3 separate regions of the Homo sapiens genome follow, and all the other regions are linked to region 2. The links are chromatin loops, found by intact Hi-C in ENCODE. Cell type or tissue: PC-3. All regions are shown on one strand. Region 1 overlaps TCF7L2 (transcription factor 7 like 2). Region 2 overlaps VTI1A (vesicle transport through interaction with t-SNAREs 1A). Region 3 overlaps TCF7L2 (transcription factor 7 like 2).

What was found. A loop is a pair of places that touch in the nucleus more often than their neighbours do. Peaks named below come from ENCODE experiments on the same cell type or tissue, not always from the same donor. Only the 100,000 strongest peaks of a DNase experiment are listed, where the experiment ranks them.
Region 1: it touches region 2 in a loop (2.5-fold over the local background); 1 of 110 quality-filtered maps calls a loop at or near these places.
Region 3: it touches region 2 in a loop (3-fold over the local background); 1 of 110 quality-filtered maps calls a loop at or near these places.

The regions. Positions count from the first base shown.
Region 1 is chr10:113,091,761-113,095,760 of GRCh38, reverse strand. The region is part of intron 5 of TCF7L2 (transcription factor 7 like 2); the gene reads right to left. Among named protein-coding and RNA genes, the nearest start is that of SNORA87, 48 kb to the right of the region's middle. In PC-3, no CTCF peak of the experiment used is centred here; DNase peaks (open chromatin) are centred at 1,470 and 2,080; H3K4me3 peaks cover 1,103 bases; H3K27ac peaks cover 3,888 bases.
Region 2 is chr10:112,657,317-112,661,316 of GRCh38, reverse strand. All of the region lies in intron 5 of VTI1A (vesicle transport through interaction with t-SNAREs 1A), which reads right to left. Among named protein-coding and RNA genes, the nearest start is that of MIR4295, 25 kb to the right of the region's middle. In PC-3, no CTCF peak of the experiment used is centred here; a DNase peak (open chromatin) is centred at 2,096; H3K4me3 peaks cover 629 bases; H3K27ac peaks cover 2,382 bases.
Region 3 is chr10:112,954,662-112,958,661 of GRCh38, reverse strand. The region is part of intron 3 of TCF7L2 (transcription factor 7 like 2); the gene reads right to left. Among named protein-coding and RNA genes, the nearest start is that of TCF7L2, 6.4 kb to the right of the region's middle. RefSeq lists an enhancer at 528-1,162. In PC-3, no CTCF peak of the experiment used is centred here; DNase peaks (open chromatin) are centred at 141 and 2,451; H3K4me3 peaks cover 3,826 bases; H3K27ac peaks cover 4,000 bases.

The sequences.
Region 1 (4,000 bases), 430 kb before region 2:
CACAGAGAGTGCCTGGGCTTCCTGCTTAGTATACAAAATGAAAAGGATAGCGTTTACAATGACATCTCTTTGCAGTCCAAGGAATGGTGAACAATGAGGGAAATGGGGCCAGAAATGATCCCGGCTTCTCCGCGTCTGTTTTCCTGGTAGCAAGCTCTGCATCTGATAAGTAGAGTGGGACTACGTCATGTTCCCTCTACACTGGGAATATGACCTCACTGAGGCATTAAAAATTCCCAGGGAGGCACTGCAGTGCCCACTGATGCTACCACGGCGGTTGATCAGCAGAGAAAATTTGTCCGCTCATTTAGCCTAAAAGACTTCAACAAAAAAATATTGGCAGATAGACAATGTGGGAAAGGAAAAAATAAAAATAATCTGGCAGTCCCACCTCCCATCCTACCCAGTGAGCATGAACTGGGGTAGAGAGGGGGTGAGGAGGAGTTGAATTTGCCGGCCCACTCACACAGAACAATCCGGGGCTATACATGCGAAGCAATGATGGGTCACATACATCAAGGGGGCATTATGGAATGTCCCAGAATCACTCTCTCTTCACTATTTGCAACTTCCACCCTCTGCCACATGAGATGCAGTTGCACTATTTATAGTGGAACTTTGTTTTTTGGTTTTTTGTTTTTTGTTTTTATTTTTTGAGATGGAGTCTTGCTCTGTCACCCAGGCTGGAATGCAAAGGTGCAATCTCAGCTTACTGCAATCTCTGCCTCCCAGGTTCAAGCGATTCTCCTGTCTCAGCCTCCCGAGTAGCTGGGACCACGTACCCAGCTAATTTTTGTATTTTTTAGTAGAGACAGTGTTTTGCCATGTTGGCCAGGCTGGTCTCAAACTCCTGGCCTCAAGTGATCCACCTGCCTCAGCCTCTCAAAGTGTTGGGATTTCAGGCATGAGCCACAGTGCCCGGCCAACAGCGGAACTTTGGAAACAGTCTGAGTTCATTGGGGCAATAGCTAAGCATATTAAGGGACAGGAGGGATAATCATTAGTACTTTCACAGTTTTTGTGGCATATATAGGAAAGTGTTTCTAGTATAGAGAGATGTAAAATAAACAGAAAACAAGTGCATGTATAGTATGATCCCACCTACGATTTTTAAATCACATTTTTTAAAAGACTGAGAGGAAGTATTTCAAAATATTCACTTTGTCTTGGAGGGGTATTTCTTTGGTTGTCTCATCTGCTTCTTTATATAATCAGGGGTAGGAGATAAATGAAAATGTTTAGTTAGCCGAATGCTTGCTAATCCAAAGTTATAATGTAGAGAGTTCTAAATTAGCAAATACTTCCCTTCTAGTGCACTTCATTGTGTAAACCCAAATTTTCCATACATACCACGTACTGAAAAATACAGTACCCAGGAAATGAAGCAATATCTATATTTGTTTCAAATGACTAACAAGCAAAAATAAAACTTTGACCGTGATGACATGCTTTTTAGAAATCAGACATAAAATAAGCCACATAGGATGTGGTCTAATAAACCCAAGAAAAGTTTCATTTCCTCTCACCAAAATGGCTAACTCCCTGTTTATGTGTCTAGCTTGGCAAATTTAGCGGAAGTCTCTTCTTCCCTGAAATTTCTAGATTGAGAGGTTAATAAGCAAGTAGCAGCAATAATGTGCCCCCTCCTGAAAAAACACACATGCGCGTGCACGCGCACACACACCCCAAAAAATGCAATAAAAACAGGCTCAACACCAGCAAAAGGGTAGGTCAACCACAAAATCAGGACAGAGTGCACCATCTCGCTAATCCCCGGCCACTGATCAGGAAAAGTTTATAGAACCCCTGAAGAGGAAGGAAACAAGGAATCAGGGAAGGCTTTGGACAATGAACTTTTTAAAAGTTTGTTTGCAAGTATTTCCGTGAAAATGGTATTGACTGAGCAATTACAGGAAGAAGAAAAAAGAAAACTCTTTCTTCTTATCTGAATGCGGTTATATGCCATGGGTCACACCCTATTATTGTCACTATTAAACATGTTAATAGCCTCAATGTAATGACTTTGTGTGGCGAGCTTTAAAATGTACATGAATAGCTAACTAGAAAGAAATGACTCATCCCTGCCCAGGTGGATATTGACTTTCTGAGTCACATTTACTCAGCTGGTCTACCAACCTTAATTCCCTAGAGGAAGGGATCTAAAGGGTTCGAATCTGGCTGAATTACATGGAAAGAAAGAGAAGGGACAATGAATTTGAAATGTAGATGGAACAGAAAGTACAATTGTTGAGACTTGTAAGAACTTAGGTATCCTGAAACAAAATTTCCTCCCAACTCCTAAGGCAGCTGAGTGAAGAAAAGGATCAAACACCTTCTCCCTGAACAAGTGGAAGATGGTTGGTATCACAGCTCTGAACCATGGCCAAGAACCATGGCCAAGAACCATGGCCCTTCATTCCCAGCAATTTTTATAGCTCTCACCCTTCAGCTGTGTGATCTTATGGATATTGCTTTCTCTCTCTCTGGCTCAGTTACCTTAATTGCAAAATGGGAATAATCACACCACCTCCCTCATAAGGTTGCTATCAAGGTTTGGAAAAGTTAATATAGGAGGTAGTTACAGTAGTTCGTACAGTAGTTCCTGGATCACAGGAAGCCTGTGTTAAATGTCAAGGGATCTCTGTAGGTACCCAGTGGAGCAGACTGCGGGAATATCCCATGACCACCGCCTGTTTTGCAGATGCAAGAATTGCATCACGGAGCGGGGAAGCACCTTGCCAAAAAAGTGAGTGTTGGACTCAAACTTAGTTCTGACGACCAGTCACAAGAGGTTCCCATCACACTCTGCAGAGCCATTTCTATCACACCCATGCTGTGGGATCCGGATTTTCAGAGATCACCAAAATTCTTACCCTGCCCCCACCAACCCCCCCAGCCGAGGGAGTCTTGGCTCTGTTGCCCAGGCTGGACAGCAGTGGTGCTATCTTGGCTCACTGCAACCTCCGTCCCCCAGATTCAAGCAATTCTCCTGCCTCAGCCTCCCAAGTAGCTGGGATTACAGGCATGTGCCACCACGCCTGGTTAATTTTTGTATTTTTAGTAGAGACGGGGTTTCACCATGTCGAACTCCTGACTTCGTGATCTGCCCACCTCGGCCTTCTGAAGTGCTGGGATTACAGGCATGACCCACCACACCCAGCCACCACCAAAATTCTTGAAGTAGGTACTAGGAATGTTACATGTGAATTTCCATGGAAACCTACATGGAACACATAACTGAGCTACTCCAGCAGCGACTGGCCCATCACACAGACACACCATCAGGTTGTGATTCCTCAAGAATCTTGCCAATTGCCTGCACCAGTCTGAGCCCACCAGCTCTCTCATCAAGCTCCCGCTTTACATACAGCCTGTATGTGAACCTTTATCACTGATGGAGAAATTGAAGCACAGATCAGTCGGGTAACTTGCCCAAGTTGGCACAGCCCATAAGTGGCATCTTTGTACCTCACCTATTCACAGTTTACAGATTTAGATGACATCCTGGAAACGTGGCATTTTGGCACGTCCCTGGGAGATGCTTCTGGGTTCTGAGGACAAGGCTGAGAAATGCTCAGTCACTGGCGCCAGGGATCTAATCAGCTCCTGTAGACCTTGAGTTATAAGGAAGAAACCCAGTCTTTCTGTTTCATTTTCCTCATACTTAAAATGGGTGCCTGGTTCCTTTATCTACCTCCTGCCGCCAACCAAAGATTAATGAGTTACCATGTGCCAGGCTCTGATGGGAGAATAGCTATATTCATATCATCTTATCATAAATAGCCAGAATGAACAGCTATGCTTATTAAAAGCTGAACCAGTGAGAGGCTACTGAAAAAGATCTTCTACCAGGCCATGGCTAATGCAGAGAAAAGGGGGCCTCCCTGCTCTATCAGACCCAGGCCAGTTAAAGGGAATGCTCCTTAAACACACAGACAGCAGCTCCAGGTAATCAAGACATAGGCGTGGCCCAAGAACATGCAAGATCAGAGGCAAGCAT
Region 2 (4,000 bases):
TGGCAAAACCCTGTCTCTACTAAAAATACAAAAATTAGCCAGGTGATGGTATGTGCCTATAATCTCAGCACTTTAGGAGGCCGAGGAGGGCGGATCACTTGAGGTCAGAAGTTCGAGACCAACCTGGCCAACTTGGTGAAACCCCATCTCTAGCAAAAAGTACAAAAACTTAGCCGTGTGTGGTGGCACATGCCTGTAGTCCCAGCTACTTGGGAGGCTGAGGTGGGAGAATCACTTGAACCCAGGAGGCGGAGGTTGCAGTGAGGCAAGATCATGCCACTGCACTCCGGCCTGGGTGACAGACTGAGACCCTGTCTCAAAAATAAATAAATAAGTAAATAAAAATAAAAACATTTCTTTTTCTCTTATATTCTTTCAAAGTAACCGTTTAAAATAAAAATAGTGATAACATGCAGAAGTGAAATGTATGAAAACTAGCACAAAAGATGAAGAGGAGGTAAACAGAAGTATTCTGTTGACTGGCTCTTGAGTTTTATGTAAAGTAGCATATTTATTTAAGGTAGGCTGTAACAAATTAGGGATAAAAACCTTAATTTCTGAGTTTCTTTCTGCAATATTACACAGTACCCACTAGCCACATGGGGCTATTTAAATTTCAATTAATAAAATAAAATAAGACTTTAGTTCCTCAGTAGCACTATCCACATTTCAAGTGCTCAGTACCTACATGTGGTTAGCGGTCACTGTATTGGAGAATGCAGAAATACAACCAACTCTAAAATGATCTCCAAATTCCTTTGTCTTTAAGGCAAACTGAAAGAAATCAAGAAGTATTCACTTGGGGTTTAATTTAGGTAAAACATTCCCTTTCTCTGGGCCTCAGTTTCCTTAAATGTAAAATGAGACTCTTAGACTAGATGATCTTTAGTGCCACTTGGCTTTAAAATATTAGAACTTGGGCCGGGCATGGTGGCTCACGCCTGTAATCCCAGCACTTTGGGAGGCCGAGGAGGGCGGATCACAAGGTCAAGAGATCGAGATCATCCTGGCCAACAGGGTGAAACCCCTCTCTACTAGAAACACAAAAATTAGCTGGGCATGGTGGCGTGCGCCTGTAGTTCCAGCTACTCAGGAGGCTGAGGCAGGAGAATCGCTTGAACCTGGGAGGCAGAGGTTGCAGTGTGCCGAGATCATGCCACCGCACTCCAACCTGGGTGACAGAGCGAGACTCTGTCTCAAAAACAACAACAACAACAACAAATTAGAATTCAGTGACTCCAGAGAGCATATAAGAAAACTAGAGCACGGGGCCAAATAAGGCCCACAGATGTATTCCCATCCTGCCCCCAGAATAACGTTTTAAAAAACCCAAAACAATAGAAATTTAAATGCTTTTAAGCAGATCATATTGTTTCCATTTTGCCTAAGTCCCCAACATTAGACTGCTTCATACAGTAGCCTCCTTGGCCTCTGAGGACATTAGCATTTACTATGTACCATAAAATATTTACAGGCACTTGATGACATTATTTTAAAAAATTATACATTCATCTCAACTGAAGGTAAACTTAACATATTCTTAAAGAAATATAGCTAAAGACCATGCAGGGCCTATGCACGCGCGTGCGCGTGTGTGTGTGTGTGTCTGCGTGCGTGTATGTTTGTGTTTAAGCAATTATGTTTTAACACTACCTTCTCAGTAGCTGAGTATGTATTCTATTTTGCTTTAAGATGATCAAATCTATCATTAAGCAATTAAAAAAATCATCAGTGCTACTTTCATCAAAGTCATAGTAGCAGAACCTCCCCTTAGTTACCTGGTTTGCTGCAGATAATTAACAAACACTATTCCCAGAGCCCTCAGACATCAGTCAATGAAGCTGTGCTACCAGTAACGATGCTCTGGAATGAGCAGGTACTATGTAAATTGAGGTTGTTAAACAAAAGGAACCATGTTAATTACAGCTCCATTCAAAAATGAGAATGAATCCATTCTATCCTATAAAATGAGACTTGAGCAGCAGGAAGGACATCCCTTTTTCACAATTCAATAAAGCCTGTAAAAAGCCAGGAGATGAAGCAGCAGAAAACCTGAATGGGCAAAACTGTCAAAACACATTCCAAAGGCTCACTTGTGGAATTTACCAAACACGTATTTACTTAACAGACAAGGGAGACGTGTTCAGCGTCATCCAGCTCTCCAGGGTGAATGAATTACTCATTCTAAAAAAACAAAAAGTGCTTAAAGAATTGAGAGGTGATTAGAAAGTAATTAGAAAGGCTTCTTAGAAATCATTCTGAGCCGAGTTAATCACTATTTGTACTCTTTGTGAACTCTGCACACATTGCTATCACTAAATGTATAGCATTTTAATTACATGTTTGAGAAGTCACTATTGGGTGGACCACAGGACTTACGTGGCTAGCAAACATCTTTTGCTTTTATGAAAGACTATTCTAAGCATTTTTGAACCAGTTGGCAATCACAGGAAAAATTTGTTTAAACAGGAGGTTTCATATAAAATGATAAACTTCTAGTTTCTTTTGAAATTTGGAATATCTGGCAACAGTGAGTCCCCATTCCCACTTGGTAAACACAGGCTGGAACTGAGTTATAGCTTCTTTCTTTAGAACAGCCAGGTACTATCCAGTTTGCCACCTCCCCACTGGCCTGTTTCACTCATTTCTGTTCCCTGCTTGGCTGCCGTAGGATTAGATGTTTGTGACTCTTTGCTTATATATTCTTCTCTAATAGACTGTAAATGACTTTAAAGATGAGGCCATGTCTCATTCCTCTCAGTATATGCCGCATTTTAAGAGGCAGTACAGGACATATGCAGGTGCTCAGGAAATTTTTGTTCACTGGAACCATTCAACTTAAAAATATGGTCAAGTCCTTTATAAATTTGTAACAATAGAATCAAAGATTTTTAGAACAAATGTGGGCTGTAAAAGTAATGGCACAAATGAGCTGGGTGTGGTAGCTCATGCTTGTAATACCGGTGCTTTGGGAGGCTCAGCTGGGAGGATCACTTGAGGCCAGGAGTTTGAGACCATCCTGAGCAACATAGTGAGATCACCATCTCTTAAAAAAGTAAAAATTAGCTGGGCGTGGTGGGGCATGCCTGTGGTATCAGCTTCTTGGGAGGCTAAGGCGGGAAGATCACTTGAGGTTAGGAGATTGAGGCTGCAGTGAGCTATGACTGTGCCACTGCACTCCAGCCTGGGTGACAGAGTGAGACCCTGTCTCTGGGAAAAATAAATAAATAAAGTAATAGAACAAATGAGCAAACTAGAATGCAGGAAGTTGGGAGGTGGAGATCTCCAAGATCACCCAGATCATGTTGCTCATTACCCACAGAGCTGCAACCATGATCCTAAGTCTCCCAACTCCTAGGCCTTTGATCTTTGCATTAACAACAACAAAAACGAATTAAAAAGAAAACAAACATGCATTACAATGTGGAGGACAAGGCATCCTAATACTACACATCTTTTTGTTGTTCTGTTTTAAGGCATATATATACACACACAAACACACACACACACACAATATAGTGTTCTTTGATATATAAAAGTTTTTAACTTTCATAAAGTCTAATCTGTTTTCTTCTTCTGTTGCTTTGTGCTTTGGTGTCATACCTAAGTATCCATTGCCAACTTCATGCCAATGAAGATTTGTCCCTGTATTTTCTTCTAAGAGTTTTATAGTTTTAGTTCTTAGACTTGGGTCTTCGATCCATTTTGATTTAATTTTTGTATATTATATATGTGTGAGGTAGGGGATGGCAAGGAGTAATTTTTGATTCATACAAAATATTTAGAACTCATCTGGAAGAAGTTACTGCCTTCTTATACCTCTTATATTAAAAAAAATCTAATTTGTACCCCAACTCAAAGCCTGGACAAATGTTTACACTGACTCATAAATTTAAAATGTTATGTTTTATATAGTATTTTTATATATCTTGACTCTTCTGAGCACACAGAAAGAAAGAAGATACCTGGGTTAAAATAGGAGAAGAAAGTATAGATATAC
Region 3 (4,000 bases), 300 kb before region 2:
GCACGAAGGAATCTAGTTATCTTCTCAGTAAATATTTATAGCGTCACTCTTTCCCATTCATTCTGCATTTTCTTAGAGAATCTCACTGTAGCCTACATCTGCAATTCATTGACTTTACAATTTACCACATGTTGGGATGGGAGAGGTCTTAGCTCCATTTGAATCACTACACAAATATGCAAGTGATTTATCGGTTTCAAGCTGAAGACTGCAAGAGAGGGACTCCACTTTTCCTGAACATTACTTCTTCTGGCAGACCATGAACAATTACAGTGCGTACTAATTAAGCTCTGTAAATGTGCTGTGCCCTGCTAATGCCTACCAGGCCTCAAATTTATTTTCATGATGCCAAACTTTAGGGAGCAATTTTAACTCCTTCAGGGCTGATGCCACTCCTGGCCATTCCTTCCTCCGTAGACCGACCTGGTTGGGGCTACTGCATGACAAAAAGAATAAAATATAACAGGTCGAATTACTAGCCCGAAATCAGATGTGCCTAAGGAGAAAAAACCTATCTTGGGAAAAGCAAAGAACACCTCGGCTGATAACCCGTTCAAAGATCCCACAGCCCCTTCTTTGTAATGAGCTGTTTAGGGATTCATATCTATCCCTGAGGGCTAGTAAGTTTCTGCATGCCATTGATTAGAAAAGAAAACCTTTCGGCCTGGGTCTTTAAGTTTGGGTTGGATGGAAGGAAGGATCCAGTCAGAAATGAGAGCCATCATCTCTCCTGGCCTGGCAAACACCTTTGAATCTCACTTCCTCCTTATACCGCGTAGTCAGTTTGTAATACACCAGAACAGCCCACTTTTTCAACATAAATTAAAATCAGCAGGACAACTGGCCTTCTCTCTCACACTCCAGTCTCCACCACAGATAATGCCTCACCCTCAGATGCTTACACAGTAACTGATAGGAAACACATCTGTGGCTAGGTAGAACACCCTGGGTAATGAAGGGATCGCAGCCCATCTTTGCTGAGCAAAGCAATATCCCTTTTTAATAGCCCAGCCCAGGGTACTCCCACGCCCCTCCATAAGGAAACTTCCAATCTCCAATTTCAATTCCCCCAAACCCAAATCTTTGTTCTCTTGTATTATACTTTTCTTATCTTTCTTAGGCATTTATTCTGTCTCCTCTGGCTACTTTTCTGTGCCTCCTCCCGCAGATACCAGTACATTTTTCACAAATAAGCAGCCCTCCCATCCCCAGTGTAAACCTGGATTTTTTTTCCCCTCACCTATTATATTCTTTTAGTCAACTCTCTTCACCTCATCTCACTTTTTTAAAAACTCTCACGTTAACTAGTTTAACTAGTGTACTATGTAATGTGTACATTTTCCCTTCCACTCAGGGGAACATCATATAAATTAAAGAGCCGTCTCCCATACCAGGTTTCTTTAAGTATTCCTGGGGAAAATGCACAATATAGGCAATGTAATCTCAAAAAAAAAAAAAAAAAAAAAAAAAAGGTGGGGGTGTTGGGGGGAATTAAGAAAAGAGAAAGAAAGGAAAAAGGGAGAAAAGAAAAGGGAAAAGATGCAAACACCTAGAGCAACTTTGCTTTTGAAAAAGGCATCTGTGCAGAGCCCCCACTGAATTTCCATTCCTGAAAGTGCTCTTTATAAATGTGTATAACAATAGCCTAGAGGAAACGTACAAGTCAGCTGCCAAAGGAGTGGTGGCGTCTGTCTCAGTAAACTCAAGATTGTAGAGGTGGGGGTCAGCGGAGAAGGGAGGGCAGCATTTGCATTAGGATACCACCACCTCCCCCCATCTCATTGCTTATAATTAGTGAGAGAAATCTGAGCTACTGCCAATGTCTGCGGACCTTGAATATTATAAGGCCAACGTGGCGTCAAATATCTTAACATTCATAAGTGTTATGGGCTGTAAATAAAGCCTGTGGATTTATGACCTGGTGGTGCGCTTGCCAGCAAAAAGACTGGGGCACATTTCTTTCAGCAGACCTGTCGAGGTGCGAGTTTGCCTTTGGTTGTAAAATTAACCATTTCCTTCACAAATGTGCTCAATTATAAGTCAGAGTTGAAGATTTACTTACATAGTTGCCAATATTCACTCCCAGAAGAAACTCAGATGCCCACATCACACACCCCTTTGAAAATAAGACCCTCAAGAATTTGGTTCAGCCTCCTTTTCCAAACTTTAAAATGTGTCACCTCAAAAGAATTATAAATGCAGTCAAAGATATTATCTAATGCCACTCACCAAGACTAAAAAGCTTACACTTACTTCCCTGGAAAGTGCTTATTTATTTGGCAACTCCAGCATTTAAAAAAAAAAAAAAAAAAAAAAAGGTAAATCACTCCTTGCCTGAAATCTCCTCCCTTCCCCCAATATAATGTCATCTACTTCCTGTGCAGGAGAGAGCATTTGCTAAATCCAGGTTGTCTCATACTTAACTGCCAATAAACCAACTTCCACATAACTTCCAGACAGCTGGGGGAAAGGTCCTCGGAGTTTTAGTCATGGTCCAGAAACACGCGTCCACACAAAAATTTGCAGCTGTCCTTTCTCTACAGTGCATTTTTAATGTGATTCAGGGGGGCCTGTTGTGAAACATCTGACAAAATGTAAAATCCTCTTAGATACCTTCTAGTTTACCCACTGCACGTGTGTAAGAGAAGTTGCACCAGGATTTCTCCACCGAGAAATCTAGGCACTTTTTGCACACAGCCAGGGGCACCTCGTGGGATGTAAGGAGGCATTCGAAACCTGGAAAGACTTCTACTGTAATCTTTAAAAGCACAGCCTCTGGTGCAACTATTAAAATGCTAGTTTTCTAAAGCAAATATTTTTTTCAATGGCGTGCAGAACTGCAGCGATCCAGCACGGCAAACAGAACAGCATTCTTGATCTGCAAGCCCCTGGAAACCTTCCGGTAACTTTTTCACAGCTTGCTAAGAAACAGAAAGCTGACCAACTTCCAGCAATGACTCTAAATGAAATCCCTATCAGTAAAATTAAAATCAAGGTGAAGAACTCCTAGCAAGAACGAGGATTGTTTTCCTCAAAAAACTCTTTCTCAATCAGACACAGAGGGCATCAGTCAAAGCTCCTTCCCTTAAACAGTCAAAAGTTTCCAAAAACACGTCTTCCAGATAAGCTCGTTAGGCTCCCAAATGCCTGAGTTTGTTTCTGGGATTTCAGAAAGTTTCAATATCAACAAAGTGGAAAGCGCTGGCATATTTAATTTATAATCATTAAAATATGACTTATTGGGTGAATGTTGAGCCTATAATCCATACTGCAGACATTAAACCCCAACCTATAAAGATTAGCATGGAATTAATACGGTTGCATTGAGATTGAAATCTAAACATGTTCGCCATAAATATTTCTGAAGGAGATGAAAAACAATTAGCATAAATACCAAAGAAGGGTAAGAACACCTGTTCTTTTTCAGGGCGATAAGCATTTTATTGTTCTCTATTTAAAATGTAATGACCTGTGTAATTACAGTAATATTACATTGTTATGTAGGGGCTTGGAATGTCACACTTTGAAAAGTGTTGTCAAAACAATCAGGGGTGAGGTGGGGGGGTGGGAGGACAACTGGGAAGGACCACCATTAACCCTTCACACTCCAAGGTCTAAATCTTTTGTATTAGAAAGGATTATGTTGTTTCAGTGAGGAAAAAACGTCCATTTTTCACAAGCCAGAAAGAGAAGTTGCCCGGCTAAATAAAATCCCAATGAATAGGCCCCTCTCGGTTTCCTTTAAATGCTGGATTCCAAGTTCAAAAATGAATTCAAGATGCAGCTTATTTATCTGTTCAACCTAGTAGCAAAGAGCTCGGTTGAAAAGCAAATAACTTTGGATAAGAGAAGATGCAAGGGCTCGAATAATCAAGTCCTTAAAAAGAAATTTCAAACCTAACTGGAATTTCAACCACCATATTCCTATTTCCACTTTGCCAGGAGGGAAAAAGAAATGTAAAACTACTTTTTCCAATCAACTTTAATAGGTTACAGTATT